Linked DNA regions of Homo sapiens: region 1 is linked to region 2. The links are chromatin loops, found by intact Hi-C in ENCODE. Cell type or tissue: ascending aorta. All regions are shown on one strand. Links, peaks and the distances in the headings refer to the core of each region. The heading gives the core; the rest is flanking DNA. Region 1 overlaps LINC00299 (long intergenic non-protein coding RNA 299). Region 2 overlaps LINC00299 (long intergenic non-protein coding RNA 299).

Evidence for each region. Hi-C counts contacts between places; a loop is a spot of excess contacts. Peaks named below come from ENCODE experiments on the same cell type or tissue, not always from the same donor. Only the 100,000 strongest peaks of a DNase experiment are listed, where the experiment ranks them.
Region 1: a loop joins it to region 2, with 4 times the contacts of the local background. A loop is called at or near these places in 4 of 110 quality-filtered maps.

What each region holds. Positions count from the first base shown.
Region 1 is chr2:8,158,638-8,175,065 of GRCh38, forward strand. The region is part of intron 7 of LINC00299 (long intergenic non-protein coding RNA 299); the gene reads right to left. Among named protein-coding and RNA genes, the nearest start is that of LINC00299, 160 kb to the right of the region's middle. RefSeq lists an enhancer at 374-875 and a silencer at 842-1,018. In ascending aorta, for the core only: no CTCF peak of the experiment used is centred there; no DNase peak of the experiment used is centred there; H3K27ac peaks cover 797 bases.
Region 2 is chr2:8,241,135-8,257,562 of GRCh38, forward strand. All of the region lies in intron 7 of LINC00299 (long intergenic non-protein coding RNA 299), which reads right to left. Among named protein-coding and RNA genes, the nearest start is that of LINC00299, 79 kb to the right of the region's middle. RefSeq lists an enhancer at 12,637-13,508. In ascending aorta, for the core only: no CTCF peak of the experiment used is centred there; DNase peaks (open chromatin) are centred at 7,007, 7,337 and 8,227; H3K4me3 peaks cover 2,015 bases; H3K27ac peaks cover 4,535 bases.

The DNA.
Region 1 (16,428 bases), core at 5,528-13,527, 82 kb before region 2:
GTGGCTATGCACACAATTATGTTTTAAATAATAAAGAAAATGCAATAATAAGAAACGGTGGGCTTTGGGCTTTTGTTTTGATTTTTCTGACATTCCAGCATTTAATTGTAAAACACTCTTCTGGCTTTATAATTGCTGGCTTAGTTGATGGGAAATTGTAAGACTTTAAAATCTGAGTGTGAACAACCTTGACTGTCGCCTGCTCTCTGGGCCCACGTCACTGAAAGCTAAGAAAACAGCTCCACTCAATGGACTAACATCACCGAGAACCTCCTTCTCAACACCGGCTCTTCGCTGTGCATGTGAATACCACCTGGGTGCTGGTAGATTCTCTCTTCTTCAGATCCTGCCTCAACTTATCCCTTCCATTCATGTCTTCCCTATGTTTCTCAATTTACCTTTCTGCCACCTTCCTACAGAACACCTCTTCCCCATCCAGACCTTATCACTTCGTGTCTGGATTTGGAAATCACCTCTTCTCTGACCACTTCTCTCTGCCTGCCTCCTGATTTCAAATCAGGTAACTTCCTAAAACCACTTATATTTAATTTCTGGAGAGAGTCTGCAATATTAAAATGATTTCTTCCTAGAAAAAAAAAGTTGAAAAATTAATAGTCCAATGACCACAACCACCTGCAAAGCCCTGTTTTCCCAGCACAAGGTGAAAATCTGTGCATCTGGTGTCTGTGCGCACCCCCTGCACGCTGGTTCTCCGGAGGCTTCACCACTCCCTGTTGCCCTGCACAAGGTGCTGCCCAATTTCTGAGGGCCGCCCGGCCCTGAAAACATCGGCGCAGCCACACTCATCATGGCACTTGCACTCATCACTGCTGCCAATGCAGCAAACTTAGGCTCACCCATCTGACTCTCCCATCATCTAAGCCCAGTGTCCTCTCCGGTTCCAACTCCCTCCCAGCCTTGCTGGGGGGCTGGTCTCCAGTTTCACAACCTCAATTCCAGCAGCATCTTGCATAGGATGCTTTTGCTCCTCGCCTTCACCCACCTAAACTTTGTCACACTCCAATCCCAGTTCAAGTTCCTGTTTCCTGCTTGAAGCCCTCCCTGCCTTCTACCCCATAGCAGTTTGCCCCCGAGGCAGTCCTGGGCAGCTGCTGGGCTGCCTGGGACAGGCTGAGTCAATCTAACTCCAGGGAAAGCTCTTTACTGGCTGGCTGCACACACTTTCCTGCTTTCCGCTACAGAGCACTAAATATGTCGCTGGTACTGCTCAGAAAGGGCTTTCAAATGCTTTAAAATCTGTATAAAGAAGACACTAGTTACATAGATACGAAGTATTCTGCTCTAAAAGTTTTTTTCCCAACACAAAATGAAGCTTCTCTTCTCTTTAACTTCCTAGGATTCAAGCTCCCTCGGGTGCACTTACAAAGTCCAGAGAAGCTTGCAGGGTGCTCCCAGGGCACTGACTGAGCAGGAGTGGGAAACAGGTTGCTAATTCTCTAGGCCCCTCCCTCTGCCAGCAGAATCGGCTGCATTATGTTAGGGTCAAGTCACAGGAGGACACAGGACTCTCCCAAGCATGGCCTACCCCAACTCTAGGCTCTAGGCCCAGGGGGCTCCACCTCCCTCCCCAAACACCTCATGCCCTAACGCTGGCTTCACTTTGACCTCTACACCCCTTTCTGTCATGGTCTGTCTGCTGGAATGCCCTTCATTTGTGTTATAAGGCCCAGTTCAATGTTCACCTCTCTAGGAAGACTTCTCTCCTCTCCCCAAATGAAGCATGAGCTACCCTCACCTCCTGCATACTCCTGCAGCCCTTTGAACTCGGTTTTCACTTCTGTTTTTTTTGTTTGTCTGCTTGTCTTGCTGTTGCACCTCTCTCTACACTGAAGCTAAGATTCACCATTTTGCTTCCTCCTAAGAATTCCTCTTACACCACAACCTCTCACCCTTTGTCCTTGAGTTTCTCAGACACCCAACTTGAATTCTCAGTGCAAATCTGGGAGTCAATGAAAGAGCAAGTTGGAGCTGTGAAATCACCCTCACCCCACCACCCATCCCTCTGCTGTAAAAAGAAATACATGCAAAATTGCTGAGAACAAGATCTGGAAAACAGTAGGTGCTTAAATGAGGCTAATGGCTTCCCTTCTTTCTCATTGCAGGAAATACGAATCCTAACATGATGAATTCCCAAGTATTTTAAATGATAATAAAATATTTCCAGCTCAAGTAGATATTCAAATGAGAGCGATGTTGCTAAGAGCTGAGCCTTGGAAAAGGCCTGGAAAACGCTGCAGTAAAAACTCTCCGGACTTTCTCTGTGTATTCTCTAACTCAACTGGCAACATGAGCCACTAAATGATGCTAAAGACACAGGTTTCATTGCATTCTTGACTTTTTTGCTCTTCGGCCAAATGTCAGCGCCCCCAATTCACGGCTCCAAGAGGACCTGTCCGTGAGAGCACCAGCCCAGCCCCCACCTGTGTGAATGAAGAGACCCATGTATCCAGAAAACTACAAGTGACATGTGCAGAGTGACAGCGAGAGCCCTGATCACAGTTCCTGTTTCTGTCCAGGGCTGCTTGTACCACAACAGGCCATCAGATGGACGCTGTCCACAGTCTATTACGGCAAGGGGGCAGGAGGCCTGGTGGGAGCCGGTAAATGACTCTGCCCTCTGGGAGGGATACCGGGGTGGTTGGGGAACGCATCTGCTGTGCGCCACACCCTCGTCTCCAGGCCCTGCGTGCTCAGTGGGCTCTCAGTTGCCAGGTCCGACCTGGGTGGAACATCGTTTCCGAGCTCTGTCTCGAAGTGAGTTCCATAGACAGTTTGGTCCTAGGTCCTAAATCTCCCTGCTTTCTGGCATATCATCTTACGGCTCTTATAGGCGCGCGCACACACACACACACACACACACACACACACACACACACAATCTGTCCTCTCCATCCAAACACAAAGGCTTTTTTTTTTTCTTTTTGAGACGGAGTCTGGCTCTGTCCCCCAAGCTGGACTGCAGTGGCGTAATCTTGGTTCACTGCAAGCTCCACCTCCCGGGTTCACGCCATTCTCCTGCCTCAGCCTCCCGAGTAGCTGGGACTACAGGCGCCCGCCACCACGCCCGGCTAATTTTTTTTTTGTATTTTTTAGTACAGACGGGGTTTCACCGTGTTAGCCAGAATGGTCTCAATCTCCTGACCTCGTGATCCGCCCGCCTGGGCCTCCCAAAGTGTTGGGATTACAGGCGTGAGCCACCGTGCCCGGCCACAAAGCCTCTTTAAGTTTACTTTTTTGGGGTTGACAGCAAGTTGTTCAATACAGCCCTTAAAATATTTATTATTTTAAGGAAAGTAGATGCATAGCTGTGATAACTTCAGCAAATAGTTTTAATTAAGCTGATTTAATGAAAATCCAGTACAATTTTGATTTTTTAAAACATTTGTATATGTGTTATCTCCAACATACCTAACAATTCTCTGTGATTCTAACTCCAGCATCTTCTGAGGCTACAAGTGTCACTTTTAAACCAGTGAGTTACTGCAGGGAATTTAGTCAGCCCACCTGGTAACAGCCCATTCGCCATCTTCCAGTTGTGTTTTATCCTTTGTAAATGTCGTAATTTCCAGAACCTTACTCTGAACATTTTCAATATCTACTCAGTATACACTGAGGAATTTAATTAATTTTCATTTTGTTCAAAGTTAAAATTTAATGCAGTGCTCAGTTTAAAAATAAGATATGTATAAATTATAATTTAGCGTGCATTCTAAAGTGAATTATTACCTGGGGTTTATTAAATAAGCTCCTTCTTTGGTATATGAAGGGAGGTATCAGTGGTCACATTTCACTCTGGGGAAGGAAAGGAAGATTGACTGAGGCCCAGCCAGGCACCAGACAGTGAGCCAGGTGTTTCCATGCCCCTCGCCTCCCTGAGCCTTGCAGTCATTCTGCGGGGTGGGCGTCTGTAGGAAGGAACGTGGGACCGTGTGATAATCTGGACATTGCGCTTGCACCGGAATTTCTTCCTGCTGGTTTTTGTAGGTCTGTGTTTCCCAGCCATTCAGTGAGAGGCACGGGAGAGAGCGGACACACTGAGAAAGGCTGAACGGCTGGTCTTTTCTATTTAAGGGAATCTCAGAGCACATGCCATAAATTATCCTCTCCTCAGTTTTCTTGACGCACATGACGAGTCCTGAGTCAACCTTCAGGCTTGGTCCTGTGGCGGCATTGCTTGTGGACTACTGAGCTGCCGCACGTGTCACAGCCAGACACGCACGGGGTCATTCCACCACCCAGGGCTGGCCCCCACCCTCCATGCTCTGCTCCATTGTCTGGGCAATGGAAGGCGATGATGGTGAATGCCTTTTTCTTTTTTTTTTTTCCCCGAGACTGAGTCTCACTCTGTTACCCAGGCTGGAGTGCAATGGCACAATCTCAGCTCACTGCAACCTCTGTCTCCCGGGTTCAAGCGATTCCCCTGCCTCAGCCTCCCGAGTAGCTGGGACTACAGGTGTGTGCCACTGCGCCTGGCCTGAATGCCTTTTTAAAAAAGTAACAGCATACTTAGAGTTTCCAAGTTTCCAAGATACCACATTATACCTGACACGCTCATCTCACCGGACCCAGCCTCTCGGGGAAGAATATTGTAACTTCATTCTTCAGGCCTCTCCTTTCCACAAGGACTCCCTCCCCAACTCCTGATAAGGATGTTATTTTCCACAAAAAAATATTGTATACAATTATTAAATAAACAAAGGATTCTGGACAGTCACATCTCACTAAGCCACAAAACGGCCACCCTGGGGTGTGCCCTTCCTCACAGTGCTTTTCTTTTTTTTTCTTTCTTGTTTTGAGATGGAGTTTTGCTCTTGTTTCCCAGGCTGGAGTGCAATGGTGCGATCTTGGTGCACCACAGCCTCTGCCTCCCGGATTCAAGCGACTCTCCTGCCTCTGCCTCCCAAGTGGCTGGGATTACAGGCACATGCCACCATGCCCGGCTAATTTTGTATTTTTAGTAGAGACAAGGTTTCTCCATGTTGGTCAGGCTGGTCTCAAACTCCCGACCTCAAGTGATCCACCCACCTCGGCCTCCCAAAGTGCTGGGATTATAGGTGTGCGCCACCACACCAGGCCCATGGTGCTTTTCCATGGCCACCGTGCCCTTCCCCAATCTCACAGGGGTGGCTGGGCTCCCACACCAAGGCCTGGCCGCCTTCCTGACCTCCAGCTTTCTTTTTGGCTAATCTTCCCAATCCACAAATCGTTGCATCTTAAGAATAGAGCACGGTTCTCGTCCTCAGTTTGACATACTAAACTACTGGCAAAGATGTATTCTTGGGACAGCTTTTTAAAGTCTGTCTGCAAGCAGCACCAAGATTAAATGCATCTCCCCAGCCTGAATGGGGATGGCATTTTTCACAAAGAGTGGTCCTGCAGGCCAAGGAGATCACAGCTTGAACTGAACACCTGTCAGTCGGTCTAGACAGCAACTGCTCTAATTTTGGAAGTGCAGGCGATCCGTAAAGCCAGCAAGCGGGGATGACTTTAGCTTCATCTATTGTGGACACAATTAAGTAAGTGAGATATATTTATGAATTCAAAACAGCTTCGTCATTCTTTAAAATCGGAGTTGAAAATCCAAACCGGAACTATTCATATGGTTTCTCCTTTTAAGTTACAAGGTTTCCTATCATGTATATGAATGAAATATAGTTTACCAAGTGAGAATAGTTTCTTTGTATTTAATTAGAAAATGACAGCATTTTGGTGGTGGTGAACAGTCAACACAGATCGTCTAACGGAATCCTTTCCTTCACTTTTGGTTCTCTGTATTCCGAGTTTTCTTGTTTGTAATCCTATTGCTGTCTTCATTAGAATATAGAAATGCTTCTATCTTGGCCTGACATTCACTTCTAGCTGCATTATGGGTGTGATTTAAGAAAAAAAAACAAAACAGTTAACTAGGAGACTGTGTTCCTTCCCACACTGTGCCCATGGAGGCAGCACATATGTTAACTCTTTCTAGTTTTGGACGAGAGTGGGTGAATATGATACGTATTGCTGGCCAAATTCTGTGGATTTTTTTTAGCACAGTGCATTGATCTAACAAATATCTTCTTACAGTTGTACAATGCTTTGGTAGGTAGAAAGAGTAACAACCTATCATTTTATACCAAAAGGGAATTTTTACATTTTAAAAAAGCACCGTTGTGAATATAGAATGGAATATTATACAGCCAGTAAAATGAGGTTTATAAAATAAGGTATGTACATTTGCATTTAAAATAATAGAAAATATTCTTACTTCTAAAATTATTTGAACAGTAAAAATACAAAATGTTCTGTAACTATCCCTAGTTGAGATATCATACAGAATTACATAATGTTTATATGAGATTATAAATGTGCATGTATATCTTTCTCGTTGTCTCCATTTATAAACAGTGATTGTTTCTAGTAGGAAGATCAGGGTAACTTTTACTTTAAAAAATGTGTTCTATAGTTTCTGAATTTTGGTGAGGCGTCTTATTTTTAAAAGCAAAATATTCTTCAAAATTTTATTTCCAATAAAATATATTTATTTCAGCAGCCCCATGGGCAATAAAGGAAAAAAGCAATATTGCCTAGTTTTCTAATTCTGAAGATATTTTAGCCTTTCAGTTTTCCCAAATAATAATTCATGTGTAATACAAGGGAGAGATATTTCCCAACAGGTTTAGGAAAGCCTTTTTTTCCCATGACTTGTGACTTTCCAAATTATCTACAAAACGCAGAGCAGAGGGAAGAATGGAAGCTCCCATTGCCATAAAGATGTTCCTGCTTCACACTCTACTATACTTTGGCATATTATAAGCAGCTACGATGAATGAATTGATGTTCTGTCTTGTTGCCACAACAATTAGTCAAAAAGTGAAAGGCTCAGTCAGTTCAGTACGCAAGACCTTGGATGCCACTCAGGAGCCCTGCATGAGGAGAAAGGAAGGTGCAGGGAAACTTCATTGTACCCACCAGACGGCCCGAGAACCATCTCACTGCATTGCACCGAAGCATGTTTGCCTAAGACTTTCACAACCATAATTATTTCCTTTTGAAGGTAGACATTGGTTTCCTAAGGATTTGAACCGATTAACTATTAGCCTGGTGCAAAAGTCATTGCGGCTTTTGCCATTGCTTTTAGTGCAATTACTTTGCACCAACCTAACAGTTGCATGAATATGCACATCTCACCTTAACAAGCCAAGTTCCTCTAACTTGCTTTCTCTGTTTCCCAGATAGCTACCCAAATCAAACAAACCCTGTATCCTTGACCTGTGTATGTTGTTTTGCTTTGCTTTTCATTTTTGAAAAACTGTACTCTTGTGCATGACAGAAAATGCATGATAGAGGTGCATGATGGAAAGTCTTTCAAATATGCCCCCATAGAATCTGACCCAGCACTCCCTTCATCCCTGCCCGTAGTGGCTGAGGTTACAATCCTGCCCTCTCCTCTCTGCGTCTGCTTTAATCCACCATCAGCTGTAAGGAAGGAAATTAGTACGGGGAGAGAGAAGAATGAACACACTGTAATTGTTACAATACACTAACAGTAATATTGTGACAAACAGTTCAGTGCTGTAATTCAGTGCCTCCAAACACTCAAGTATAGTTGAGAATAAGATCTGCATTTCTTCAAGAGCTAACAAAATGATTTAGGGCATCCCAGGCCTCGAGCACTCTAGGTGCTCAATAATTGTGTATTCAGGGAATTATCTCTAATATGTTTTTCAATAAAGCTCGTTATATACCTGTTGTGAAATGTCCTTTTCTTTAATCAATCATATTTATTTCAAATCATGAGTTACAAAGAAATTTCTGGTGCAGTGGTTCACACCTATAACCCCAGCACTTTGGGAGGCTAAGGCAGGAGGGTTGCTTGAGGCCAGGAATTTGAGACCAGCCTGGACATCATAGTGAGATCCCATCTCTACCAAAAAAACAAAAAAAAAATCAAGTGGACCAGAGTATATACATGACACAGCAATCAGGTTAAATCAGAAGAGTCCCTTTAAAAATCAAAGTAAATTTTCCCAAATACATTTTATTAAAGAGAATGGAGTAAACCATGAATAAGGTTGTTAGAAGATTCCAAATTTAAAATGCAAGCAAGTTCCTCAGAAACAAAAGTATACTGCTAACTCACCCACCTTTTACAATATGTATTTTCCAGTACAACATAGCCCAGTGAAGACTGCATTTAGAATGGCAGTTATAATGCTATATGAAAAAAATAGAATAATTGTGGAATTTTTTGCATTTAATGCTGTTTTTAAAGTAAAGAACATTCAATAGCAAGAGCTAAATCAAGCATTGTACCACGTAAGCTATAGAGTAGGCAATCTTCAAACGAGCTCTGAACTATATTGTTAAATATCATTTGAAGTATTTATATGTTAATTTTCCTATAAAGGTATATAAAGGTAGAAAAAGATAAATTAGATGCAGTATTAGAATCAACAACACAACAACAAAAACTACTGAAAACGCTCTTTTGTCTAGATTGAAAAATACTTTCTAAATACACTTAAAATTTAGGTCCTTATTAATTTTATCTAAAACAATACAAATGCTTAAGTGTTCTTTCTTTTTTTTTTTTGAGACGGAGTTTCACTTTTGTTGCCCAGGCTGGAGTGCAATGGCGCCATCTCGTCTCACTGCAACCTCTGCCTCCGGGGTTCAAGCGATTCTCCTGCCTCAGCCTCCTCAGTAGCTGGGATTACAGGCACACACCACCATGCACAGCTAATTTTGTATTTTTAGTAGAGACGGGGTTTTTTCCATGTTGTTTAGGCTGGTCTCAAACTCCCGACCTCAGCTGTTCTGCCTGCCTCAGCCTCCCAAAGTGCTGGGATTACAAGCATGAGCCACGACACGCGGCCAAGTGTTCTTTCTTAATGCATATTCAAGAATACCTTAAGTCAGGAAAACATTGGTTATATTTAGATAGAAAACATAATTGAATGCTAAGTCTTCCCCAACTACTGCCATGTCAGTTCAGCCTGGCACTTATATTTTATTATACAGTTTTCTGGAAAATACCTTAAACCATGTCAGAATAGTAACTCATATATCAGAGCTGGCATAACTCCAGCAGTAGCACTGAGAACACTGCAAATATCGCAAATTTGTTGCCTCATCCTGGGCATGATAAACCCAGTTGAGGTAGTGAGGTTGGTGCAGATCCTAACTAAATGTGGGAAAGAGGACCCTCTCCCTAACCTTTAAATCCTTATGTAAAGTTTGCTATCTTGTACAAAGCATGTTATCCTTATTATAAAAATTATACCTACTCATGTAAAAATTTATTGGAAAATAAAAAAGAGACAGAAAGAAGAAAACCTTGCCTTTAGTACTCAGGTCCTTTCCTTTTAAAACCACATTGGAATCATACTGTATACAATTTCATATTTAGTTGATCTTTTAATTTAACATTATATCTTTAGCATTCCTTATGATATTAAATGTCCTCTGTGGACATAAATCACAATGCATATAACTATTCCCCTACCCTTGGACACTTAAGTGGTTATCAATCTTTTGAGATAATAAATAGCATTACGGTGAATGATAACAGAAATGTTATATTACACCATCAAATTAAAAGCACAGCACGACATGCAACCAGGCACAATTCAATCTGAATCTAATTGATTTTAGACGGCAAGATTATTACAAATCCTGGGTGCATGCATTCAATTTTTCATGATCCAAAAATGTAATAAGTGTGGCTTTGAATGTCTTCCCTGATGTCACTGATCAAGTTGCTGGAAGGTAGAAAGCAAAGAATGGACCATGACACTTCACCAGGGTTTCACCAGATTCATTTAAATACATTAACCAACGTGTCAAAAACCCGCCTTCCTCTTGTAACAACCAGCTCATACTTTCCCTTCCTGTACATGAGCACGTAATAAACATTTTCTCAAAAAGCTGATGGAAAGCTAGGTAATGGTGTGAACATCACTTTCACAATGATCAAAAAAAATGACCTATATTCAGCATGGAGGAAATGTCTTTCAATTCCTAATGATCACCTTTTTATTTACACGTGCTCATTTATAAGCCGTCAGCCAACATAGATCACTTTATGCTTCCGCTTGGAAAAGGGAAAAAAGAAAAGAAAAGAAAAGAAGTACAAGACCAAAATAACAGTGGCCTATCAAAGAGAAGTTTATCTCCCCTGCAGGCTAACAATCCTCTTTGGTTAGCTCAGAATTTCAGGATGCCCTGCCCTTATGTCCCCACCTTGCCTATAAGTGCTTCTGCACAAGAAGCAGGGAAGAGTGGGCTCAGAGTCACCGCCCCCACCCCAGCAAGTGAGGGATTTCACCCAGGACTGACATGCATCTCCTGGCTCTACTCTCTGGGTTATTACCAAAGCAAATCACAGGCCCACAGTGAACTTTGAAGAAGGCAGAACACACTTCTCCCATGACTCTGATTGTTGACAGAACCAGATATTGGCGAAAAGCTCATGCCTACCATACAGCTGTAGAATCAGCAGTGCCTCTTCCTGTCTACAGACACTCAGATTTCTTTTTTTCTACTCAATAAAGGAGCAGTTGGCTCCCCTGTGCTGGTGTGGTCTCAGCTACATGGTTGCTCAAATACTCCCAATGGTGGTTCAAGGCCAGGTATTTTAGTATTGTATTGACCTTGACAGTAATAAATCAACTTTTGGAGACAAGGAATGAGTTCATGAGTTACCCTTTATCTTGGTTGCAGAGCAATGGATGTTTTAGGAAGGGGTTCTGGAGCATAATGGAACTCAGTCCCCAGCTGTGCATCACAATTAGATGGATGGTGTTGGAAAATATCACCTCTGTCAGGTAGAAAAGGACTACAGGTCACCGTGTACGGTGAAATGAAGAACAGCTGTTGATTATCTGAAAGCATGCTTTCCTTCTCTGTAATTCCCCTAAGTAATATTCTCTGAGGACTATATGACTTCCTCAAGGAGTCATAATAATAATATTCCTAATCACAATAAAAACAAAGACTTATATAGTCATATTATTAGATGCCAGGCACTGTTCCAAGTACATTGCACATACATAGACTCTCTGCATCCGTGGGTTCCACATCTGTGATTCAACCAACTGTGGGTTGAAAATATTCAGGAAAAAAAAAATCTGTACTGAATGTGTACAGACTTTCTTTTACTTGCCATTATTCCCTAAACTGTACAGTATAACAACTATTTACATAGCATTTACATTGCATTAGGTATTATAAGCAATCTAGAGATGATTTAAAGTATACGGGAGGATGTGCGTAGGTTATATGCAAATACTATACCATTTTAAATCACAGACTTGAGCATCTGAGGATTTGGGTATCTTCAGAGAATCCCAAAATCAATCCTCCATATATTGATCAACATTTTGAGATAAGTACTATTGTGTGCTCCATTGCAGATAAGGAAACTGAGGCACAGGGAAGTAAATGAACGTGCCCAAAACCACACAGCTAGAAAGTAGGGGAGACAAGATTCAGACCATAGCCATTTGGCTTCAGAGACTCTGATCTCTTTCACTGTACCAGGATGCCTTCAGCAGGTTGTTGATACCTCTCAAGAGAAACACAGAAGGGACACTGTTTCCATCTACAGATGCAGACCTAGCCCAAGGTCACCACTTGTAAGCACCAAAGCAGGATTTGAACCTGGGGTGAATGCAACTCCACAGCCAAGGGTGTTTCCACTCTGCCAAGCTGCTGCTAGCATTACTACCCTAAGACATCAGACCAAGTCCTTTTTTCTGGTTACATTTCTGTCAGTAGACACACTTCATTTCTTCTCCCACAGCCTCTTTCATTTCATTTGATGTCACTCTTCAGCCCTCTTATAAAGAGCTTGCAATCTCCAGACAGTGGCTTCCTTGGATCATGCAAATATTGCTTATTGCCTTTGACCTTGCTTTGAAGACTTCTTTGTCTACAGTGGATGTTTAGCTCTCCTTGGGGAAGCTATTTAATTCAGACCTTCTCCCCTAAAGAAACACGAATCCCTGAAAGCCGACACTCAGATTTCCTGTTACTGAGTTCTATAATCCCCAAGTGATTATTTGCCCTTGAGATTTCGTAGCAGGCTTAACCTTGAGCTCAGCAGATAAAAGCCTGCCTTTTCCCAAGGGAGGTCTGCCCTCAGCAGCACCTTCCACATGGGAAGAGAGGAGGATCAGCCATGCTTCTTCTCCATTGGCAGCTGGAAAGTGGGATGGGTTGGCAAGAACAGGACAGAAGGTAGTTGGTCTCCTTAGGACAAAACACCTCAGAGCAGGCTCATGGCAGTGAAAGATGACGGCAGTGACCAAGCTGATCTGAGACTATGATGAGCCGAGCATTAACTGATTGACTTTTGACCCATGTTTTACCTAATATGTCTTTTTCCTCGTTGAAATTTAGAGCTACTGCCATCTTTAGAAGCTTTTGATGAATATGCAGGATTGCTGGAAGCTAAGCAGCGTAATTGAATTTGCAACTATTTGCTACAGGACTATAATTTAATGGGAGCATAATAATTTACTAAATACCATTACAGTGGCATCACATCCTGTTCATCAAAAAAATGAAAAAGATATATGCAGCAATGTTTCTTTATTATTCATGGTAGCTTTTTATAGAGAGGTTACCTCTAGAGTAGAATGGGTGTTATCATTTTAGCTTCCAGATTCAAATATTCTAAAACTACGTCAAATCCTACTACCTCCAAATTCAATCCATTCAAAATCTAGTACCAGCAAATTGAAGCCGTTTCTAAATGTCTCCTTTCAAATAGCATATCCACCACATAGTTTGCAGCTATGCAAAATACCTTCTATTTTTGTAAAGCAATAAATAATAAGAATTATATGTTGAGGTTCAACTATGTACCAATTATATGGAGCTGGATGCATTAGGGGTATGTGTGTGTGTGTGTGTGTGTGTGTGTGTGTGTGTTCTAATCTGAACAAAGGTTCTACGATGACAGTATTATCATCTCTATATATTTAGAGATGATAAAATAAAAGTTCAGAGAGAATCAAGGTCACCCACTTAGCTAGGTGAGGAAGCCAAGCTCGGGACCTAGCTTTCTCTGACACTGCAACAGCCTGCTTCTGTGAGATTTCTCCAGTGTAGATAAAACAGCAAGTATTTTCCAAGATGATGCATGAACTCACTCCAACTGGTGACTTCCTGCCAGCGTTACTGATTAATGACTAAAATGATGGTGCTCTGAAAACAAAAATGGTAAACCAGCCAAGGCAACAGGCCACCTCCCCCCTCTAAGCACCTGGGGAGGGGTGAACTTCTTCTGTTTTCCTCACTCCAAGCTAGGAATTCTAAGGTTTCTGTAGGGGAACCACTTACTACAAGAAGCAGCCATTTCTGGTCAATATCCCCCTGTGTTAACACTTAAAGAAATACATACTCTCAAAACAGAATCACTGGGAATTTTCATTTTCTCATTTTCCCCCAGAATCGGGAGCACTCTAAAGACCTGCTCCTGTTTTTGTGACAGACTTAGCATGAGTTCCATGGGACTCTGCCTGAACAGCATGTTTGGGAAGAATGCTCTCTTCTCTGCCCATGGTTATCGAGCTTTCTCACAACTTTCCTCGACTCCCTTTCCCGACAGGCCTCAGCCTAGAAAAACTAAAGGCCAGATCTTTGGAGGCAAAGGAAGCATATTTGGAATAGTGCCCATCTCCAGTCACAGCCGGAGTCACACGAGTTGCATGCACGAGGATTCAAGGCCACCTGGAGTAATTCACATCACCTAAAGTTTCTCAGGCCATGCCAACTTGGTATTAGAAATGGGGTCTGGAAGAAGAAACATGAGGTCACATCATCAGGAAAAGTTGCTGCTCCAGTGATTGCTTCGATTCCACAAAGCTAGAATTATATCCCCCTGAAAAATTCTCTTCTTACCAGAAGATCTCAGGGGAGATCTTATATGAGCTTTCATGAGAAAATCCTGTCAACCATGTTTAGCCACCACTGTCTTCCTCTCCAGAACCAAACACCCCTTATGGTAACACTGTGGGAACCTGCTCAAAAATGGCCTAAAAGCCCCATGTCACGGCCTCTGGGGTCAGTGAGTCCCGAAGTCTACCCCAGCTACAGCCCAGCAGTCAGGGCATTACGGGTAATACATGGAAAGACACAGTTTCCAAACTCCTTCACATCCGACTTTGGCGCTAAGCATTTCTCCAGTAACAGAGCCACCGCCATCCCGCCCCGTGCGCCGGCCCCACCCAGAAAGGAACATTTCATGCTCATTAGTCTCCACTGCAAATCCATTCTCCCACGTCGTCTCCAGCAGGCACAGACATCCCCACCTCCAGCAGCTCCTTCGTGCACACAGTCTGTGTCTCTGATCTCTGAAACACACCACAACACGTGCACACGTTGCTCCTCATCTGCCCTCGCCCGTTTTCCATGCCACCATGCGGGTCAGTTCACTTCCGCTCCAGCATTCCCACCGCCCTTAGTACTGGACACTGCTTCTTGAGGCCAGCATTGCTCCATGCATTCTCACAAGGGGTTCTGAGGCAGTTGGCATCCCTGGGGACCCACACCGTGAGTGGGAGAATGCCCCTGGCCCACCTGAAGTTGCTCTTCAGCAGAGCCTCCGGAGCCTGGCTGCTGGGGCTGGGGAGGCCCTGACTACCCACCACGTGGTGCAGGAAAGGCCTAGAGGCTGCAGCATGGGAGAACTTCCCACACAGGCAACACGCCGTCCCCTCTTCTCTCTTGCACAGTTCCTGCTTTACCAAGACCATCCTAGAAGGCAGTGGGATGAGGACAGGAGACCAGCACAAACAGCAAAGGGAAGGACAAGGACCCGGATATGGGTGACGCTGCAGAAACGGAGACGGAGCAGAGGCCAAGCGTATTGTGGGGAAGCATAAACTACCTAGCCTGTGTTCTGCTGTTGATGTGTTGTGTGCTGCCAGGCAAGTTGTTTAATTTTATATCCTCAGTTTCCCCATCAGTGGCATGACAGGGACGACTCTCAGATCCAATATAGCTCTGGCAGTGCAGGACCTTGAGGCCTCAAGTAAGATAACGTGAATCACATGTGGGGTGGATGGGGTGGGATAGTCTCATTTCATGGCAAAGAGATGTTTTGAAGGATGCTGACATTGTGGTGTTAATGAAGGATGCCACTGGCATTGTGTAAAGACACAGAACCAGGAGGGGCAGGGTTCAGGGAGGAATTTAATATGAAACTTGAACCCAGACATAGTCTCAAGCATAAATAGAAATTTAATAGTGAAAAATGTGGCTTTCCAAATCAACGGAAAATAATTCTTCAGTAAATGATGTCAGACAAGTATTTGGGAAATGGGAGAGGAAGTCAAGATCTTTAGCCCCTTTCTTATGCCAGCATTTTTCTAGCAGGATCACAGATTAAAACATAAAAATCATAAAACAAAAGAAACACACTAGAAGAAAATGTGAGTGATATTTTATAACCTTTAGGCACAGAAAGACTTTCTAAAAATGCCTGAATAATAAGATGCACACATAAAGGAAGAATGACATATTTAGCTTCAAATACAGGTTTTATGTATATAAATATGTTTACACAACAGTAAAACAACAAACATTTTAAGACAAATGGCAAAGTAGAAAAAGTGTTTTCAAGGCATATGCTAACAAAGAATTGATGTCTGCGCTATACAAAGACCAAGGCTTTCACATCAGACAGTTCCAGAGGTTCGAGAAAGAGGAAGCCTAGAAAGACAGAAACTTTTAGACACTGTCTGCTCTATTCTAGCCAAACACCACAGAAAAAATGGGGTCCCACCCCTACTCACAACAGCAAAGGCCAAGAGTAGGCTCTAGACTGGCACCCTTTCCAGGCTGTGACCAAGCACCTACAAACCCTGACTGGGGTTGTCTTGAGGAGGAGAGTAGGGACTTTCATCCTGCCAGGTGGTAATGAGCTCTGTGCACCCTACCTCAACTCCCTCAGCATCAGTGGAGACCACATGGGGAGCCAGGACTTCCACCCCCACCCCACCATAACTGGGTGCGTCTCCCCTTTCCCACCGGGGGTTGGATCAACGTTGGCCTAGAGATGAATCAGAAATCTTAGCAATGCCCAGTGGTTAAAAAGCCATCCATGCTTGACATCAGTGGAGGCCACATGAGGAGCAGTCATGAAGCACTCCCATCCCAGGTGGCATCAGGGCGGCTTGCTGGACAGCCAGAAAGTCCACCCACACTCTCGGGAGGGGAAAGCCCCTCCCTCATGCATGTGTCACTGGAGGCTGAGTGGGGATCCTTGACTTCTATTCCTCCCTTGCCAGGAATGAGATGGTGCCACCCTCCACCTCTTTTCCTGGAGGAGTATGTTAGAGGAAGCCAGATAAAATAGAAGATTTAGAGAAGATCCAGAACCTCATGCCATAATATTCCAAATGTCCAGGTTTTCAT
Region 2 (16,428 bases), core at 4,868-12,867:
TGTCTTCATCCCCTCAACCCTCATCCTAACCTGGGAATCATAGTGTAATGAACCTTCATCCCAGGCAACCTCTGCATAGCCCTCTCAGTTCTAGGGAGATTTTAGGGTCAAATTTTTCAGGTTTTATAAGAGTGTATCTCATCTTCAAAGGAGAGTCTCTGTGTGTCTCCTCTGGGAACTCCCAAATATACTCAATTATTACTTTTTCTAAGAGCAACAGACAGCAGTCAAGCACCCACTACATATCAGGCCTGGTGCCACCTGCCAGAGACACCAGAGCAAGCCCAACCCACACATTACACCCATCGAGCTTAGAGTTCAGATTGGAGACAGCCAGGAAGCAGCAAGGTCAGAACTGTGCAAAGGTCCAGAACGTTCAGGGAAGCAGGGAGGAGCCACCCAGCAGTGGGGAGCCTGGTGGGCAGATAGAGCTTCCTGAAAGATGTGGCCTCAGAGCTGACACAAAGGCTGGAAGGATAACCAGAAGAAATTCCAGGAGAAGCCACCTAGGTAGATGTGGCCAGGATGCACGGCTGCCATCAGAACAGGAGAGGCCCAGCTACAGGGAAACAAATGTGGAGGGCGGGAATGAGAAGAGAGAGGCGCGAAATGGACCAAATATCTCACCAAGATGATGCATCGCTCATTCGCTTAATAGACAAACTCTGGGAAGTGCCAGCACATTCTGTAACCTTACTACAAGCCCTGAAAGTAGAAAAGACGCACGCAGCACAAAATGACTGTATGGCTCTTTGCTCTGGATACAACCCAGTGAAAGTTAAATATAAATGCTTGAGAATAAATCAGAAGTCATATACTTATAAAAACTTATGGTATCAAAATTGCTTTGCAGCAAAACGTAAGACGTTCTAATGGTCTTTGCTTCCCTTTCCCCTGAACCCAGCCCCTGTGAAGTAAACACCCTGTATCCCCAAAACTACTTTGCAAACAATATCTTGCATAGGTCTGATTAACATGCATGATGTATAACGTATTTCTGTATGTGCAAAGCAAAATTCCATTGAGTAAAATGTACTCAGTATCTTAAAGCAAAGAATAATAACTTCTTTCCTCTGAGTCTAGGAGTTAATTTTCATGCTGGACAATTTTTTAATAATGTTGGACACACCATGGGATTTTTGGAAGTTCATTTCGTTTTGAGACTTCTTAAGTTATAATTTTTCTTCTGGCTCAGATGGATCTTTTATCTGTTCTACCCTTAATATTCCTGCTAATCTTAGTATAGAAAAGCTTCATAATTTGAAAAAGAGAAGTTTAACAAGACATGAGGCTGATTGTTTGCACAATCAGAACATCTAATTGAGCTATAGTATTCTAAACCATGCTTGCGTGCAGGGAGATAATTTTTCCTTCATTTCCTATTTTATCAGAAAATTAACCTTCATTTAAAACACTGTGGTCTGAAACACTTTTATAGCTACATTCTCTCCGCTGTTCAAAAGAATTTGAATTTTAAATTTGCCATCCTGGTCTTTAAAAATGAAACAAACTGCGGACGCTTTGGGAACCAGGTGTTTATGATCAAGGAGACATCAGAATGTGACCCGGGTCCAAAGCACTGCTCCTGCCAACCAAGGGGACTATGCTACCAGATCTGTTTTTAGTTTTTCAACCTTTGGTGAAATAATGAGGCTCTGAATTTGCATAGCAATCTTTTTGTCTGAGAACCTAACAGCCCCGCAGATCTTTCATTTCATTGCACAAACATTGGAAGCCTTTATTAAGTACCTCTCTGCATGGAGAACTCAGCTTGGCCCCAGACAAGCCAGACTTGAATCCTGCAATGATGACACAGAGTTGGCCATGGTACAAATGAAGTTAGGTAATTCATTTGACACACAGTTCACTAAGCACTCATGACACGTATGTAACCAGAGTGGGCCCAAGTTCATCTGGGGTCACCTTGTCTTATAATATTCTGGAAAAAATACCCAAACTGTCATTTCAGAGATTGCTGATATTTCTACCAGGAATTTAGTCTCCATCAAAATATTTCTAAAGATTTTGAGACAGAGTGAAGGGTAGGAGGGGGCACCGTCTCACATCTAGCCCTCTGTTATAGGTTGAATTGTGTGTGCCCTCAAAATGGATCTGTTCAAGTCCTAACCCCGGGCGTCTGTGAACATGACCTCATTTGGAAATAGGGTCTTTGCAGATGTAATCAGGTTAAAATGAGGTCATTAGGATGGGCCCTCTGTCCTTATAAGAAGAGGGAAATGTGGACATAGATGCACAGCAGATGCAATGTAACAACAGAGGCAGAGACTGGAGCAACACAGCCGCAAGACGGGAGTGCAAAGGATGGCCGGCAACACCAGAAGCTGGAACAGACAACAGAGAATTCTCCTTCACACATGAGAACACGGACAGCCCCAGAGATTAGCCTTTCGCCCAGCTCTTGCCACTTACCCATGGTGATGAGATCTGCATGCAGGCATTCTGACTCCACGGTTCTTGTCTTGACCATCGTACTAAAGTCCTTCACCCTAAAATGAAAGTAACTGGGTCCACTTCAGAAAGGTTTCAGGTTTCAGAGAGAGTGAACCCCTGCCAACACCTTGATTTTAGACTCCTGGCTTCCAGAATTCTGAAATAATGAATTTCTGTGGTGTCAAGCCACCCAGTTTGTGGAGTTTTGTCATGGCAGCTTCAAGAAACAAACACACCATCTCAGTTATGTCTATCTTCCCTGCCACTCGGCTCCACAGGTAAGCAGGGATCCAGGCCTTTAACTCTCAGACTTCCCTCATCCAGTACTGTCACGTGTAACAGACCTTTAGTGAAGGGCTGGGTATAAAAGAGGAGAATTGCTGTACAGACCAGAAATAAAACCCCATGTCTTTGCTGCTGAAGTTTAGCTTCCAGAGGGGACCCTGGCTGGCCCCGCCAGGGCTGTGGTCCCAAACTGTTGGCAGCGGCCAGCAAGCTTTTTCCCCTAGAGTTCTTATCCTACCTCCCACCACAATTCTCAACTGAAATCCCCATTTCTAGGATTTGCCCGTAAGAAAATGCAAATTACTTTATAGCAGAACAACCTGTCTACTCCAAGAAGGTTCCTGTTTTCCTTCTATGCAAAACACTTACATCCTCTTGGTCTCAACCACTCCAAACTAGACTCCCCCAGAACCATGATCTGATCAAATAACCAAAAGGCTCCTTCACAGATTGTCCAATAATGTGTCCTCACCATGGGGGCTCTGGGAAATGGTTTGCAAAGAACCCCTCACATCATAATCACTTTGAGTGCCTACTAAAATGCAGATCCCACTGGATTACAGATTTTTTAGCGGGAGTTTAGGAACCTTCGTTTTAAAAGGGTCCCAGTGACCAAGAGCCACAGTGTTAAAGCCAAGAGCACAAACTTCAGCCAGCCTTTAAAATAGCCATTCTTTCCCCCCTCGATAACAATGCCAGGGGTAGAGACTGACAGGCTCGCTGCAATGTCCCCTTGGACCAAGTTTGATTTTACTCCTGTTACAAATACAGTATGGAAGCTCCAGACACCCTCCCACCAACCTCTCCCTTCCCAGCACAGGGATGGCTCCTCCCTGGCCAGGCCTTAGTCTCACAGGTGGCACCCCCTTTGCTATTGAACTTGAACCCCGATGCCACTTAGCAGTGGAGACTTTGGGCACTCTAGTCAGAAAGAGCCACTTCCTCCTCTGGTCTCCTCCCACTCTCAGGCCCCAGCCAGATCCTCCAGCAGTGGCCACCTCCCTCCTCACTCCAACTTCCTCTTTCCTAGTATCTCCTGAGACTTGGTAAGACCACCAACATATATTAATAGTTCCTAAATTATTTTAATGCAATAATTCAGGCCAGGTTATTTGGTCTTACTGGAATTGAACATAAAATAATTCTCACCCTGAGGTCGATGCACCTGCCCTGTATTGAAGGCACAGATGAAGCTGAGGCCCACAGTAGATGTCTACTGTTATCACCGGCTTGCTCTCTTTCCTTTCTCTTTCCCTCCTGTTTATCCACTCTAGGGAAGAAGAAAGCACTTTCCTTCAATAAATATGCATTAAACTCCTACTTTGCTCCAGGCAATGGATATAAATAACTCAGGGACTTTACCACTGAAGAAGGCATAAAAAGTAAACAAAAGCTATGAAATAAATATGGACCATGTTCTATTGGAGTTCAGAGGAGGGAACCTCTAATGCTGCATGACCTAGTCAAAAAAGCCAGCACAGAGATGCTGGGACCTAGAGCCATGAGGTCACCCTAGAGGAGGCATGAGAAAGGATGAATCCTGTAAGGTCCTTTTGCTCACAAGCTACAGAAATGGACAACGTGATTGAAATACTTAAACAGGCCATGTGGCCCAAGCATTAAAGCACCAGCCTTGTTTGCTTGAGGGAGCTACATAACCTTTCTGAGCCTTAGTTTTCTCGTCCGTGATATCAAAGTAGTAAGAGTTTTTTAAACAAATGAAAGACGATACATAAAGTGCTTAGGAACGCACATAATAAGCTCTCAATAACTACCTATTACGGCTAAGGAAAAAAGTGGACTTTATAAAGATAGATCTCAGAACAGAAGGAAGACTGAAAACTGAGCCCCATGGAGTGGCCAGAGCCAGGGAAGCTTCACAAACCATGTCTGTGGCCCTCAGGTGGCTGTGCATCAGGCCTCTGTCAGGTAGGCTCCAGCCAACTCTTGCAATTCCCAGGAGAGAGATTCTGGCTGCCCGGCTTGGGGCAGAAGGCAGGTCCCAGGGACATGGCACAGGAGACTCAGTCATCCCACTTTTGAAGAAGATTCCAGACAAGGAAACTGCCAGATCATGGTCTGGGGGGCAACCCAAGAGGCTATGGTATAGAGCGAGCCTGGAGTTTGTGTAGAGAGTGGCAGGTTGGAAGACATGTGTGCCTTTTCCCATGGGCAGTGAGGAGCTACTGAAGAAAGGGAAGGCAGGAGCACTGAGTGCTCGCCCAGGGACATGGGTGCTTCAGAAGGAACCATCAGGCATTGAAGACCATGGAGCAAGCTCACCTGATATGGTTAGGCTTTGTGTCCCCACTCAAATCTCATCTTGAATTATAGTTCCCATAATCTCCACATGTCACGGGAGGGAACCAGTGGGAGGTAATTGAATCATGGTGACGGTTACCTCCATGCTGTTCTCATGATAGTGAGTTCTCACAATATATGATGGTTTGGTAAGGGGCTTTCCCCACCCTTCACTCTGCACTTCTCCTTCCTGTCACTATGTGAAGAAGTACATGTTTGCTTCCCCTTCTGCCATGATTGTAAGCTTCCTGAGGCCTCCCCAGCCATGCTGAACTGTGAGTTTCACAAACTCACTTTCCTTTATAAATTACATAGTCTTGGGTATGTCTTTATTAGTAGCGTGAGAACTGACTAATACACCACCTTACCCCCGTCCCAAGCCCTAGTGCCCCAGCAGGAGGTCCCAGCCCACTGCACTCTGGTCTCCCTCAGGAGGTGTCTGTGAAGGGCCCTTCTATGGCCCACGGATGACTGGATACTCGAATGTACATGTATCCAGGTTCAGATCCATCTCCTTGCATGATAAAGGTCGTTTCTAAATGGCTCTCTTTTCTAATGTGCACACTAAACTACATGGAGATCCTGGAATTTAAGATACAATTTTCAATCTACTTGGCCCCCAAATTCAGTAGAATTTGGATCTTTTCAAGTGTTTTAGAAACAATCTGTGCTAATGGCACAATGTTCTTGCTAATGCCCTTTAAGGGCCAAATTTTCAAAAATGGCAAATAAATTTGTTTGTCATTTCCATGTGTAGTTTTATGGGTGGGTATAAATACTGCAGTCGAAATAACAAGCTGATTTTTTCCTTGCAAACATTTACACTGAGGATTGAATGAGGTGTAAATTGGAAAGGTTATCCCTGTCTAAGGAAAAGGGCAGGGCCATTCTCAGCTAGGGACACACCAGGCAGCCAGGGTCAGAAAGGGGCTATGACAGAACAGGCAGACAGAACACGGTGTTCTCCCTATGCCAGTCTTCAAGAGAAACTGGAATGGCCTATCTACACAGCAGGCCACAAGAATACCAGCTGTGGCTTGTCACTTGCCTCAAGTAACTCCTCTTCTCCCCTCTCCCACTTCGCCTCAGGAATTACTGCAGATCACCAACCCTGGACATCACTGGAGCCTACATCTCCAGGCTCTCTGATCCCATAATACCAATGCCTATATTGGCTCCAGGACCACTCTATTTGGACAACAGATTGGACATTGGACTTTAAATTTCAGTGGACTTCAAGTTTCACCCATATCACCCCAGAACTCAGATTTGTTCCCTGCCTTAACCTCTGGGTCCTTAGGAGTCCAGATGAGATCTCCCCTGCCAGCCTGAGTCCCTCAGACTCCCACCAGTGGGCTGGTCCATACTATATACAGCCCCCAGCCCACCCTGCCCTGGGCAAATGCAGGAATCCAGGCAACCACATTCATTGCATTCTGACTCTTCCTCCACTCCAACAGCTAACATGACAGACTCCAAAGCTCAGGGCAAAACTAGAGACTAGGGTATGTGTCTTCATGCTCCTCTGTTTCCAAATATATTCAATGGCACTGTAGCAAGGACATCACCCTGGGCTATGCCAGGATAACACGGCTGGAAGCTCACAGCTGAATGGCCACACTTATACTCTGCTAGTCTTTGTGTGTTGAGACCATCACCTCTAGCTGCACCCAGTTAAAAGTGAGAAGCAAGAGAAAAGTCCAAGTTGTGGAATCAAGTTGTGTTGCACTGGAGCCGGGAGAATTCAGGCTCTTGGCATATAAAGAAGGAGTTAATACAACACACCCAGGCACCGGGCTTCTGCCTCTCCCCTCCTGGAGAAGAGCAGGAGCAGGCCAGGGGCTGGAAGAGACAGCTGGCCCCCTCTCCTGCTGTGCAGGCCAGGCTAGGCAAGCTGAGCAGGCATCGGGAGGGAGGAGTTGCTGAGGACACTTGGGTGACCATCAGCAGCCAGGCCCTGCTGCCCACAGGAATGTTCCCAGAGGAAGCCACGGGCTTCTAGAAGTCTCAGGTCTTCCCTCCCAACACGAGGCCCTCCTTCCCTGTAGCCTCACCCTGTCCTCAAACACTGTGCATTTGGCAACATGTGAGTTGGGTCTTCATCCTCAAAACCCACCCTCGAAACACAACATGCATGTCTATACCTCCACCCTGGGGTCAACACTTGGCCAGCCAGGAGAGGCCTTGACCACACTCCTGGACCCTGTCATCTTTCCTTCCTCCATAGGACAGCACAGAAACTCAATAAATGCCTGTGGAATAAAGCACACATTTTATTTTTGAATCCAGTCTCTGTTCCCCACAGAGCACGTAAGCGTGAAGGCAGGTCTGTCTGCTTCCTTCACGCCCATATCCCAGCACTTACTCAGAGCCTATCAACCAGCCGGAGCTCGAGAAATAGATGATGACAAAGTAAATAAATTCATCTATGGAGATACTAAAGCTTTCCTAGGACTGGCAAAAAGGAAAATCTTCAACACAGCTAATACCCGATTTGCAGATCAACTTCGTGTTATTGTCACTCATAAATGCCCTAGCTGATTTGCATAGCAAAAATAAGATTTCACTGAATGCCACACTCAAATCACTTTGCTCAGAATTACTCAGCAGAGGGCTGGATTTGTAAATGTGTTTAGTTTGGAAGTTCCTGACTTCACAAAAGTTACTTTCAGTTACTAGGAATTTTCCAGTACATTTTCTTTGGCTTTATAAAAAAAGATCTGATCCAATCATGATTTTTCTCTCTAGAATTTCTACATTTAGCTTCAGGATTTATCAATGACATTTTTTCAAAGCAAAAAAAATCTCTTCAGCCAACAGTATATCTGTTTCAGAAGGGAAAGTTGGATTTTTATTTCCCCCTTTTTGAAGCCGTTGGTGCATCTGGGAGAGCTCGCAGTCTTACCAAAAGCTTCTCTGTGGTGGCTTTGGGGAGAACAGCAAATTTGGAATCTCACTTGCCAGTGGTATAGGCATCAGAGTTCTTAGTGGACTTTTGCCAAAGGCCATTAATAAAATACAGTCCAAATGTCCTAATTAGCATGCCCTCGAGTGTGGCCACGTGTAGAACTTGGACTGGCTCTTGGCCACGAGCTGCTGTCGCAAAGCTCAGATCCCTGCTTCAAGCAGGCTATGTCACAGAGAATCCACTGCAGAGAGCCTTCTGGAGATCGGGGCAATGTGCGGAAGGGCACGTCCCTGCCAGCCACCCGTACTCTGGCCAGGACCCGGAGCTGGGCACTGGCCGCACCCGGCTGAGAGGTGATGTCAGATGTTCCTGTCGGGATCTGGCTTCTGGCTAGCAGCAACTCCCGTGTAATGGAAGAGTGGCTTCCCTGCTAAGCTTCAACCCTGAAGCCAATTAACGACTCAAATCCTTCAGGAAGCACTGCTTGGGTTTTACCAGAGACATAAAGGTCTTATCCCATTAATTGGTGCTTAAATAAAAAGAATAAATACTGCAGAATCTAACCTAGAGTTGGTCCCTACCTTTCGCTACCCTGAATGTACTATGACCCTAGAAAACACTTATTTTATAAGTAGTTTTTTAAAATAAAAATAAATACCCTGAAAACTACTCCAGGATAGATTTCTGCATAATGGAATTGTAAAGAAAAGAATAATGATTACTCCCTGTTTTTAGAAAACTAGATTTTTGTAGTTGAACTTCCTTTGCTACTGAAATAGTGGACAGAGTGTCCAAAGATAAATTTACCCAAAGATAAAATTTTGCATCCTTACATGAGATGACCCTGGGACACCCAGCAGTGCTAGGTATTTACATAAGCTGGACCAGATGGATAACTCAATGTACTCCAAACAATACGCCTCTGAGAGCTGGTTTCCTTAACATCGGTTCAGATGGGAATAGCCCTGTATGCACAAAGGGTGGTAGGATTTTTTTCACAGTCCCTCTGTCCTGATATCCAAAATCTGATGTTATTTTCTAACATTTTAGGTTTTGTTCAACCTAGAACCATTATTGATCCCTGCATCCTTGGCACCCGGCACAGAGACTGTTGCTTAGTGGATGAACAACAAATTTTTGCCAAGTGAGTGGTGATCACCATCCCTGAGCTCCCTTAGATATTCTTAGATATTTGTTCAGTAAAATCTGCTTTGAGGCCACTGATATAGTTTGGCTGTGTCCCCAGCCAAATCTCATCTTGAATTGTATCTCCCATTATTCCCGTTGTTGTAGGAGGGACCTGGTGGGAGATAATTGAATCATGGTGGTGGTTCTCCCATACTGTTCTTGTGGTTGTGAATAAGTCTCAACCTGACGGTTTTATAAGGAGAAACCCCTTTTGCTTGGCTCTCATTCCTTTTGCCTGCTGCCATCCATGTAAGATGTGACTTGCTCTTCCTTGCCTTTTGCCATGATTGTGAGGCTTCTCAGCCATATGGAACTGAAAATCCAATTAAACCTCTTTCTTTTGTAAATTGCCCAGTCTCTGGTATGTCTTTATCAGCAGTGTGAGAACAGACTAATACAGCCATGGTGAGGGTCATTGCCAAAGGCAACTTTCCTGAGAGCCTATCATAAGCTGACACAGCTACAGTTGTGGTGTCTCTTGAGTAGCCTGCCCTTTACAAGGACATAGTCTGTCCCTAAAAAAATTATCTGGTGGTGTTCACTTCTGAACAATACCCCAAGAACATATTGCTTGGTGCCCACTCTCCTATTTCGTCCCTCCAACCTCTGCTCCACCCTCCCCAGCCCACAATCAGCTGGAGGTGTCTCCTGCCAGAGGCTCAGCACTCCCTTCCTGAACAGGCACCACTCTCCAAGGCTGACAGCCTCCCCTCAGCCAGGGTGGGTTCTGCCCCATGCAGCTGAGAGTCCAGCAGGGAAGACGAAAGTCACCAAGTAGAGCAAACAAAGTTCAATGCAAGAGGACCAGTAGCCGCTGCTCCCCAAGTCTCCCCAGATACTCTGGACTGTTCCTCAAGGATCCCACACTTGAGCTCTAAGTCCTCGGGTTCTCATCTGGGTCTCCCCAACACAAACACCCAAGGCTCGTGCTTTTTGTTCTAAAATCCTGTGCCACGCACACTCCCAATGACGAGTGCTTCAATAGTGTTGAGGAAATGTTGTGGGGTATTTTCCCATCAGTAGCATTTTTAATAAAAATATTCTAAAAGCTAACTGAAGCCGGGATTGGCCCATGGGCTTGGGACAATCCCCCACCCATTCTGACAAGGGAGCCCAGTAATTCTATGTGCAGAGTCCTCCTCCCAGGAAAGCCCCAAGTACTCGATTCTTTATCAGGAGGTGTCACAAAATGTCACTTAGAGCTAGAGGAACTTGCTCTGTCTCCAAAACTATGTTCATTACTTCCTCTGAACCACCCACCCTGGGGAGCTCAGGTCGGTTTCCCTGTTTCTTTGCAGGCTGTCTGGGCAAGCTTGGTTCCTCTTATCAGCACGGTGACCTTGCCCGCCCATCAGAGAAAACATGGATCACAGTTGGGTTTCCATAATTTTTACCCTATCATAATATAAACGAACTCAGGTCTAGGACACTTGATGCCTGAAAGCCAAAAACTCAAGAGAGGAGCTTTGGTGAAAGGAAAGTTAGCTTCATTCCAGAAGCTGGCAATGCAGGGGAGGCCGTGAACTAGCATTCAAAGACCACCTCTCTGAGATATGCCTCTGGATCAGGGATTTTTAAGGGAAAATTAAGGGAAACATCATCAAAACATTATCGTGAAACGTATGCAGTCTCAGGTGGGAAGTTAATCATTGCTTTCTTGGTCAATGTTTTGAGATCTTCCGCAGGGGCCACCAGCCTATTCTTATCAGGTGCGTCAGCCGATGCCCAGAGCCATTGGTCTGGTATTTTCTTTTATCTCTTTTGAAGGCCCTGTTTTCCCGAGGCTGTTTTCAGTGAATAATCTACACACCCAAACAAAGCAATAATTATATTCAAGCAAGCAGGTTTTTCTCTAACATGGACTAAGTCCCATTGCAAGAGGGCTGCCTGCCTCTAGAGCTGAAGCTCCTATAAAAAGCAGCATGGCGTGGTAGTGACAGCACCAGCTTCAGCTGCAGCAAATCTGGTTTCCAGTTCTGCTGCAACAAGTAGCGCCTATGACTTTTGCCTGGTGACTTCACCCTTCCAAGCCCTATCAGAAAGTACACTGAAAATTATTACAACAAATGAGGATTAAGGACAGTACCATGTGAGTCTAGAATATAATTAGCACTCAACACATAGGAACCATATCTTGAAGCTGGTGAAGTCTTATTTTCATCTCTGTTTTCATAATTTAAAAGGCTTTGTTGGTTGTTGAAATAATTTGGTATGATAACTCATGGGCGTGTTTGTAGTGAGAAAAACATGAGTTTTTGGCATCAAACGGAACACTCCTGGGTTTGTATTAATCTGGCAAGAGCTAGGCTGTGTTTAACGGGTGCTGCAGATACTGGTGCCTGAAGCTTTTTCCCTGGTGTCCTTATTCGTGTCTTCCCCCTTGGCTTTGGGCCTTCCCTCTGTGTTGCTCCCCAAAGAGAGTCTGTGTCTTACAGATCCTTCCTTTTAACCCACTTTATGATGCTGGATGCCACTGGAGTGGCAGTCTGGGCACATTCTACCATCTCAGGAAGCCTCAGCCTTTGGGCAGGACTGTGTCTGGGGCTGGTAGTGTTTCTTTCCCTCCCCCAGGGTATAAATGTTTTTCCTTCCCCTAGGCCTCTCCTCAGCTGTGATGGTCCCAGTCTATTTTTTCAGAGCCATGCCCCCTTGTTGATGAGGTTTGTTAGTGTGGGGTTTTGTTAATTTTTTAATTAATTTATTTTTTGAACTGACGCATTGTAATTGTACTGTTCGTATTTTGTTCTTAGGCAAATCCAGGAAACCTGGAAAGAGCTTCAATCTGTGGCAGTTTCCCCACTTGGCCTGACCAGAGGTGACACATCTCACACAGCCCTAGCCCCACTCTCTTGCGAGGCAGCACACTGCAGTGGTTCCCCCAGGCCAAGGAATTCTCAACTCTGCCTGTTCAGCAGCCTCCCCAGAGTGCTGGAGGATGAATACCAGGGCCCAGCCCCGACCCTAGTCTCTAAAGCCATCCATCTTTGGTGGAGTCCTGACACCAGTATTTTTTAAAATCTCCCCAGGAGCTTCTTCAGTGAAGCTTGGTTTTAGAATCTTTGGTCTAATGCCTTGTTCCTCATGGTGTGGTCAGCAGACCCACAGCACTGGCAGCAGCCGGGGGCTGTCAGTCACACCGAGTGTCTGGCCCACGCCAACCCTGCCAAGTCCAAACCTGCATTGTAACCTGATGCCTAGGGGAATAGATCCACCGAGAGGTGTGAAGAGCCCAAGCTGCTCAGCGCCATTGTAAGGGCTGCCTAACGAAGCATCATAAGCCTGTGGCTTACACAAGAGAAATGTGTCATCATGCAGCCTTGAAGGCCAGCTGCCGGGGAGCCAGGTGTTAGCAGGCCAGTTCCTTCTGAGGGCTGGGAGGGAGAAGGCTTCCAGGCCTGTCTCCCTGGCTGGCAGGTGGTCCTCTTCTCCCTGCGTCTCTTCAACTCGTCTTCCCTCTATGCATCCGTCTCTGCATCCAAATTTCCACTTTTAATAAAGATATGGGTCATGCTGGATCAAAGCTCGCCCTAAAGGACTCATTTTAACTTGATCGCCCTATAAACATCCTATCTCCAAACACAGTCACATTCTAAGCTCCTGGAGGTGAGGACTCCTACATATAAATTCAGGAGGACACCATTCAGCCTGTGACACACATTCTAAGCCTGATTGGAACCTGATTTTACCTCCACCCCCCACCCCCAGGCCTGGGCATGGTATCAGGGCACAGAGCTTCCTGCCACCCCTGGAATCACAGTGGTTTCTCACTACCCTTTCTTTGCCCACATGGTTTCTTCCCTAGCCTATGAGGACTAAGCTCTGATTTTTTTTATTTTGCCCAAATTCCTATTTAAGGAGTCTGGGGAGTCATGCCCTACAAACCATACATTCTCATCAGATGAGTTTTATTTGACCCTATATATTGTGACTTACTTTCCAACGTGACTCTGGTATAACATTACAAGACAAGGAAGAAAATCAAAATATTTTACCCCAAAACATGTTTATTTGCTGTATCTTGAAATGGCCCTGCAAAGCTGTCCTTTGTGGGGGAAAATCTGCATCTGCAAAGAATCTCTGCTAACATAGCTAGATCTTTATCTTCCAGGCCCTCCCACTCCTCAAGAGATTAACTAAGAGTCTAGCACCTTTTATAGATCTGAATAGGAAACATTTGTCATCTGTTGTCTCTAGGGCAGCCACTACAAGACTTCAAAGGAACTTTTGTCTCCACAATCTTTTATCTTAACCTTTCTATCAATCCCAGGTCTTTAGACAAACTCAACCAATTGTCAACCAGAAAATGTTTAAATTTACCAATAGCCTGGAAGCCCCCACTTTGAGTTATCCCACCTTTCTGGACCAAACCAATGTATTTCTTAAATGTATTTGATTGATGTCTCATGCCTCCCTCAAATGTATAAAACCAAACTGTACCCGACCACCTTGGACACTTGTTCTCAGGGCCTCCTGAGGGCTGTGGCATGGGCCATGGTCATTCATATTTGGCTGAGAATAAATCTCTTCAAATATTTTACAGAGTTTGACTCTTTTCATGGATACCTGGCCTCCTGAGGAGTGCACTTCCTCCTTTGAGAAAACTTAGATCAGGGTCCCTGCTCTCTGACAGCTTTCCTCACTTCCAGCCCCTCACTTTCTCCTGGCTCTGGAATCTCTGCAGGAATCTTCTCTGAGCTTGGCTTCCTGGAGCTGTGCCTCCCACTAGGTATCTAGCAGGCCAAGGGCAGGGCAGGGTCTCAGCTCACTTTACGTCCCTCTGGCCTGGCACCTGGTGGACGTGCCTTCATAAGCAAGGTTGGTTGTAAAAATGAATGGAACACCATAGGAATCCAAACTTAAAATGAACACCAGGAATGGCCCTAATTTTTACACCAGTTGCTGAAGAGCAGGCCGAGAGAGAGCTGTCCAGCGTAGAGACACGGAGGCTTCTTCAAGGGCTTTCACTCTGATACTCAGCCCCTTGTCTTGGGAATTACTGTAAGAGGCTGGGACCTGATGGGGCCCCCACCTTCCCCCTAGCTTCTCTTCACGTACCTGCATCTCACCTGCCCTGTTCATTTTCCCAAGAAATCCTGAGGGCAGTGCTGAGGCTGTCATTCAACTCCCCACTTAAGTTTAAGAAATGGCTCCAAAGCACTCGTGAAACTCCTTGATATTACGGGGGCTGCAGAAATGATGACCGTGTCCTGAGAAAGGCAGGATCCTTGTTCACACTCCTCCAGCCCCACTGGGGCCCAGTCCCAGCCCAAGCCCATGTTCATCTGGTGTGGCTGCTTCTTCCAGAGACCAGGCATTTTTGCAGGTTTGTCCCATTGAAGTTCACAGGCACAGGGGCAGTGGTTTCCCTTGGCCTCTATTGTGAGTCATCCTGAATGCTTTGTTTTAATGCAAAAGCCTAGATGTTTTCACATTCCAACTCTAATCCCAAACAAGTTATTTGTTATTGTATTTGATTTCTTATCTTCTCCCCTTCACATAACTGACCAACTGACTGACAAATATGGAGTTTGTTGATTTCCTGTAACAGATGCATTCTTGTTTGTTTGTTTGTTTGTTTGAGACAGAGTCTTGCTCTGTCACCAGGCTGAAATGCAGTGGCACGATCTTGGCTCACTGAAACCTCCGCCTCTCAGGTTCAAGCAATTCTCCTGCCTCAGCCTCCTGAGCAGCTGGGATTACAGGCGCCTGCCACCACGCCCCAGTAGTTTTTGTATTTTTAGTAGAGACGGGGTTTTACCATGCTAGGCAGGCTGGTCTCGAACTCCTGACCTTAGGTGATCCACCTGCCTCGACCTCCCAAAGTGCTGGGATTACAGGCGTGAGCCACCATGTCCAGTCAACAGATGTATTCTTAGAAGTTATTGTAACTGCAAAATTAGTTCAAAGGGAAAAACTGAAGTGAGTGTGGAATGAGTTAGGTGGCTGGGTCCATGTCAAGGCAAATAAACACAGAGTCACAGCCAAGGCAATTATAATTATAATCTGGCCATAATCCTATCAGCAGAGGGTACACGATCTACTGCAAATTTGCTCTGAGGTGTGCGGTTGTCCTCCACTCTCCCTTTCTTCCTCAAAGGTAATACATAGCCCAGTGCAAATACAGACTTCTTCTTTCCCCTGAGAGTTGGTTATTCATTTCTCACAATATTCTGGGGGAAAAAATTAGCATGCTAGGTGAATTCATGCATGATCCATTCTTAAAAAGCACTAGGATATAAAAATTACGTTCTCTTGACCTCGGTCTTTTTTTTAGGATAGGGCTCTCTTTCTAAATCCATCTTCCTATGCCTTCTCTCCCTCTTTCTCTTCCTTTTTCCAGCTGATATCACATAATGGACTATGCACTTTAGATCTGAAAATAGGTGAAAAGCTTGAGCCCAAAAAAGCTGGTGGCATTTATGAATACGTATCAAAGTCCATTCTCTAACACCATCAAATAGAACATGCATTTGGGCCAGGAGCGGTGGCTTATGCCTATAATCCCAGCACTTTGGGAGGCCGAGGCGGGCAGATCACCTGAGGTCGTGAGTTTGAGACCAGCCTGCCCAACGTGGAGAAACCCCATCTCTACTAAAAGCACAAAATTAGCCAGACGTGGTGGCACATGCCTATAATCCCAGCTACTCGGGATGCTGAACCAGGAGAATCACTTGAATCCAGGAGGTGGAGGTCGCAGTGAGCTGAGATGCTGAGATCGCACCATTGCACTTCAGCCTGGGCAACAAGAGTGAAACAACGTCAAAAAAAAAAAAAAAAAAAAAAAAAACAGAAGGAAAGAGAAACAGGCAGTAGACTCTGAACCCATTTAAAAATAGATTTGCTCATTGCGCTATTATAAACTTAGAGAATTTTCTCCTGGATCTACCTGTCATAAAGAGGGCTGTCGAAGGGGTCATTGTAAAGACAAATATTACTTTTTTCTTCCATGTCCAAGGAAATATATCTTTTGCTCAGGGGAAAAAGAAAGAAACAATGCTGCCTCTTTTGTATGGGGAAAAGGCAGCTCCTTATTTTTATGTTAAAGAGTTGTCAAGACACTTATATTTGTCATAGCATTAAAAGTTATTTTTTATTCTACTTAATTGTTCATTGAGATTTCAAAACCAAATCTGCCTTCTTGCCAAATATCTTTGTAATATGTACATTTCACACTGGCTTATTATAATGGATTTTCTCATGGGATCTAGCATTCTGGCATCTGCTTTGTTATGATATTATAACAATAATTAACATTTAGCACTTACTGTATAGCCAGCCTTTGATCCATATTTTTA